Linked DNA regions of Mus musculus: region 2 is linked to region 1. A link is a contact called in ENCODE POLR2A ChIA-PET data. All regions are on one chromosome and are shown on one strand. Each heading gives the region's core, a stretch centred on a gene start or an enhancer-like site at or near the end of the contact. The rest is flanking DNA. Distances are from core to core; before and after follow the strand shown.

Region 1 (2,786 bases), core at 94-2,593:
TCTCATCCTCTCTATTTCCATCCACCCTCCTGACACCATCTTCGCTTGCCACTCTCTCCCATCTTGTCACCACCTCTACCTTATTTTCTCAGATACTAGGCCCCCTCCTGTTACCCCCCCCCGCTGGTCACCCCCATTTATTTATATCACCTATTCCTCCTATTCACTCTTCTGTCGGCCATCTCTAGACCTCCAAATCTGACACCTCTGCCCATCGCCTCTCTTTATCACCCCCTCCAACTCGGTCCCCTTCCTCTCCCTGTCACCCTGATCTAATCCTGTTACCCCTCCATTCCTGTTATCAGTACTCTCCCCTAGTTGCTCCTTTTCTGTCACTCCCCACTTCCTACCACTTCTTCCACTCTGTCACCCCTTCCCACACCATTCCGCCCACCTCTTTTGCCCTGTACCCCTTTCCCGTCCCTGCCACCTGTCCCCTCTCGGCCTCCAGCTCCCCTCCACCCCCACGCAGTGTCAGCCCTAGCCCCGCCCTTCACCTCGGGCTCCGCGGGGTTTCGGGGCGGGGGGCCGTGGCCCCGGCTCAGTCCGGTCCGGTCCCTCCCCGCCCCCCCTCCGGCTCTCCCTCTCGATTCTCCCTTTTTTTTTTACTCCAACACACAAAATGGTGAATGGACCTGCAACAGCTGGAGCAACCAGCCAATAAACGGCCACAACCCCGGTGACCGGCGCCAACCTAGACCAATAGATATTCGCTGTCTAGTCGGCTCCGCCTATCATCCGCAAGCGACACTTGCTACCACCAATTGCGCTCTTCCGGCAGCGCCAAGGGGCGGGGTCAAATTCCAAGACCGGCCTCCCTCCGGGACCGACACCAACCTAAGCCTACGACTGCCTGATCTGCCTAGAACTCTACCTTACAACAAGTAATGGACACCTCCTTTAACCAATTAACAGACTATTTATATGCCGAATGACAATTACAGTACCCAATCACCATCCATCTTAAGCAAGAAACCACCCCCTGCGAGGGACAGTAACCAATAAAATGAAGGGAGGCGGGACTAAAGGATATGCCCTCCAATAAACAAGCTCGAGAGGCGTGGCCCGAGGGTTTGTTGACCAGCTGAACGCAATGCCTGCTGGGAATAGTAGTCTTCTTCTGTATCCGGCCCGTAGTCAGAAGCATAAGTCAGACTACAACTCCCATGTGACAGAGTGCATGGAGCTCCAAAGAACCCGGGCGAAGAGAAAAAGTCGGAAAGGGCAGCTCCTCCTGAGTCTCGCTGGACACTGGGAACATCTTAGACCCAGGGCCCCGACTCACCCGGATTGCTGGCTCTGGCGTCGCCAGTGGCTCCTCGCTGAGGCGGCTGTAGCGGCACGAGGGGGAGGTGCAAAGAGCAGCCAACCGACACCCGCGAGCCCCGCAGCCAATCAGCAACGGCAGGGGCGGTGCAATGACCTCACCGGTTCTACTCTCTTACCCCTCCCCCACGTGGTTGTTGGTGCTGGTAAACCAGAGTAGAGAAGTTTGGGGTAGGGGGATGGGAGGAGAACTAGTGATGTCACCTTTCCTCTGCATGATTGGCTGTCGGGTGGCCGGACTACGGCCAATCAACAGTCTCAAAAAGTCTGGCGCGGCCCCGCGGAAAGCCCTGTTGCCACCAGAAGGAGAGAGGACCTGCGGTTGTAGGGTAGCGCGCTCTGCAGTACTGGCAACCCGCGTGGCCTGTGGCCGTGATGTCAACTCCAAGACTTTTTGATTTTAGGACGGCGCACTTTTCTGATCGCACCCTCCAATCTCCAAACTTTTCTTTTGCGTCACTTCCTGGGGTTTCACACTTCATTCCGAAGGCGAATAGCCCTATGGCTTTTCACACCTGAGGAAAGATGTGTAAAAATCTTGGGGTGGGTGTCACACCGGAGGTGAGGAGAAGAGCATGTGCCACATACCCTCTGAGGCATAGACAGCTGTTGCCCCGGTGCCGAGTTTACACCAGGTGTGACTATCCCTAGCTTCAGTCTTCCCATCAGGTTTCCCTTGGATCAAAGGATAATGGAGAATGGTGTACTCCTCCTCTAATGAAGGTTTCTCTTGCATATGATGGATACTCAAGACTGTAATAGTGAAACACACACACACACACACATCTGGTCTATTGTAGCACATCTTACTGTTGGTGCTGGTTAGTTTTTAAGTTGACACAAGTACCAAATCCTGACATAGAGTGAACCCCAATTGTCTCCAAAAGATTGCCCTGTAGGCAAGTCAGTGCAGTACTATCTTAATTAGTGGTTGGTGTAGGAGGGTCCAACCCATTGTGGGTGGGTGCAACCCCTGAGAAAGTGGTCCTGGGAAGCAGGCGAAACAAACCATGGAGAGCAAGCCATTATGAAGGGTTCTTGCATGGCTTCCCCATTGAATTCTTGCCCAGAGTTCCTGCCCTGACGCCCCTTCAGATGGGCTTGATGAAATATAAGTTGAGATAAACCCCTTTCTCATTGAGCTGCTTTTAGTTATTCTGCTTTCCTTATGCTTGCACTATGCTCTGTAAGAGAATGTTCTGGGATATATGGCTGCTTCACATAGGACATGCAAAAAGCACCCATTATCTATGGCACTTACAGTGAGGCAACTTCTCGATATCTACAGGAAGTTCCCACCGTGCCGCAGACCCTATTGATCCCTTGTCTGCATGGAACGGGTCTCTAGTCTCAGGTGGGCAAGGAGTCAGCGGGAATGGATGGACAGACTCAACACAAGGGAGTGTGGATCTGAATGTAATTTGTCAAATTGAGCATCAAACTTTTTATACAGAAGAAAA
Region 2 (2,786 bases), core at 87-2,586, 130 kb before region 1:
CCCGCCCCCTGCCCGCCCGCCCGTTCTTCCGGCTCCCGGGGCAAGTGGGCGGGCCAGGTTCAAGGAAAGGTGAATGAGATGGCGAGGGTCAGCACCTGCACAAGATGACTGAGAATTCTTTGTTGGGGTGACTCTAACGCGACTCCTCACTATTCCTGCTGTGAGGGCACTTCTCGCTGCTTCCAGGACTGCGGGTTTTTTTTTGGTTTTTGGTTTTTGGTTTTTTGTTTGTCGTTACGGTGCACTGCGCGGTTCCTTTAATCTGAGCAGATGGGCGGGCCAAGACCTTCAGCCCCACCCATTAAAGGCGGAGCTCCGCGAGGAGCCTGCCCAGGATTGGATGGTTTGGGGGCCTGGCAGTGGTGTGTAACTAGGATTGACTCTAAGAGAGGAACTTGATCGCTGGAATTGGGCCCCGCGCCAGGACTGGAAAGAATTGATGGAGCCGGCCGTGGAATCGGCGCCCGTGGGGGCCCAGGCCTCCAAGCAGGGCAAAGAAGGATCGAAGAACCGCAGTCGCAGGCGGTGGCGAAAAGGCAAGATCAAAGGTGAGTCGGTAACAGCTTAAAAGAAATCCCGCACATCCTGCGGGGGACTGGGGACTGGGGGAACTGACCCACTTCCACGAGGGGGAAGAGACCCGTGGACTGATCCACTGCCGTCCTGCGCGTGGGGGGGGGGGTGATGTGAGAGTAGAATGCCCCACCGAGACGTAAGGACTACGTCTGTCCCAGTGCGGTCTTTGGGGAAGTGTCCGAAATGCTCGTCTGTCGGAATAAGGTTCTCTCTCAGGTTCCTTTTTCTGTGTGGCCAAGAGCTGTGCCTTTAGTGTTTTCTGTTTCGGTTCAAGCGGTTTTCATGTCTTCTGCCCTCTTAAAAGAATAACGTAGAAGGGTTTTTAACCGCTTTTTCTAAATAAATAGAATGCAAAAGGTAGGCAGAAGGGGCATCCGGTAATTGGAAGAGCTCCTTGCAGCCCCTTCTTACTCTCTCAGTGAATCCATCCATCTGCTCTTTGACAATCGACCTTCATCAACCCAGCAACCCTGGGGCGACTTGCAAAACATGAGAACTTTTACGTTGTCCTTAGAGAAAGGAGGGAGTTACCATTTAGCTTCCCTGGATCCAAAAGGCTGGAGAAACAGTGGCAGAACAACCAAAGATTTTGCATGGCTCAATCAGAGCAGGCATTAAGTCCTGGTTTGGTTATGAGTTTTGTCTGTCTTGTGGCGCTGCTTACAGCCAAACCTAGGGCCTGGTGAACACTAAGCAAGCCCTCCGCTATGCAGCTCCACCGGCAGTCCATGGATCTTTATCAGACTCCAGGGACAGGTTCCTGTGCAGGCAAAACCAGAAAAAACCTGGCATGGCTTACCAGACCCAAAACCCCCAAATTCATCATTCCTCATCCTCCTTTGGTAGACAAGTGTTGGAGCTCAAGCAGGACCCTGAAGCCTCCTATCCCCCAACAAAGACACATAGCAGAACACTATGCTTTGAAGCGATATGGAACCTCAATCGCAAAGACCCATTGTACCAAATTGCTATGAATGTGAAGTAATGAACAGGGACCTTTTCTCAATTTTTTTTCTGAGCTCCCAACAGGCATCTGTAGGGCTGTTGTCAGATTCAAATGTGTGTGTTTTGGAGAGGTGTATGTAAGTCTACTGTCTGGCTGAGTGTGCTGAGTAGAGTGTCTGACTCTACTAGACACTGGTCTCCCTAAGAGTAGGGTTGTGTCTGCCTTGTTTACAGGGAATGCCAGACACATGGACATTCAAGTATTTATTAGATTGATAAGCAAAGGAATGTGTGAAGTGTGACGTGGAGCTGTTAATAGCCAAGCTGCCCTTAGTGTCATGAGGAGTCAGAAAGAATCTGCTTGAGTAAGGCTCCTCCCTTGCACGGGGTTCAGGTAAGCACACTCACAAAGGCTCGCAGCTCTGAGAAGTGACTGTCATTTCCTGAGGCCCTTCCTAGTGCCAGGCCTCAGACCTGTGAATCAGATCCCACCTCTGCCCCAAGGGTATCCTGACTGGCTGGAGCCGTCATTTATCCTTGTGATCTTGCCACAAGTAACTGGATGAGACAGCTGTCATTATGATCAGCCCATTTCCCAAATGACGACAGAGACACAGAGGCACTGAGCTGGTTGGGTTTCCTGTACCTGTCCAGTGAGGGCAGGGAGATGGATACCTTCAGCCTTCTCAGAGCAGGGAGTGTGGAGCTGACAGCTGTTGTATGCCTCAACCTTAATTCTGAATCTAAAAGGCTCTAGTCACAAAGATTTCATCCCGAGACAGACATTCAATACCTAGAGGTGCCAGGCTTCGGCTTTCTGTAACTAGCAGGGCAGTCTCAGTAGAGCTGAGGACACAGATGGTAATAAGACTGTTGTTGCCAGGCATGTGCCGCACACCTCTGATCCCAGTCCTTGGGAAGCTGAGTCAGTTCAAGGCAAGCCCGGGCTACATAGTGAGTTGCAGGTCAGTCAGGGCTACAGAGTGGAACTCTGTCTCAACCTCTCTCATTCACCCATTTACAAAACATTGTAAACAAGCCAGTATGATAAAAGGAAAAATCCTGGAGCTGGGGATGTAGCTTATTACTGGAGTACCTGACTAGCATGGACAAAGCCCAAGGGTCTGTCTCCAGGACCACACACAGTAGGCATCATAGCACTTGCTTATAATTCAGAAGTAGGGAGGCCGAGGCAAGAGGATCAGAAAGAAGCTTAAAGTCTTGTAGTCTCTGACTATATAGTCAGTCTGAAGCCAGCTTGGGCT

What was found. ChIA-PET counts read pairs that join two places held with the same protein, here RNA polymerase II (POLR2A).
Region 2: POLR2A ChIA-PET joins it to region 1 with 15 read pairs in Patski. The contact joins the promoter of 4732471J01Rik here to the promoter of Cic in region 1. POLR2A ChIA-PET finds 5 or more read pairs at or near these places in 3 of 5 experiments (Patski and embryonic stem cell).

Annotation. Positions count from the first base shown.
Region 1 is chr7:25,266,256-25,269,041 of GRCm38, reverse strand. Cic (capicua transcriptional repressor) reads right to left here and starts at 1,343. Exons shown (of 21, transcript NM_001302811.1): 1 at 1,286-1,343. Gm45974 (a long non-coding RNA gene) reads left to right here. Exons shown (of 3, transcript XR_001778066.2): 3 at 645-709.
Region 2 is chr7:25,393,263-25,396,048 of GRCm38, reverse strand. It overlaps 4732471J01Rik (RIKEN cDNA 4732471J01 gene), which reads right to left and starts at 1,336. Exons shown (of 7, transcript NR_015569.3): 1 at 96-1,336. It also overlaps a transcript of Lipe not described here.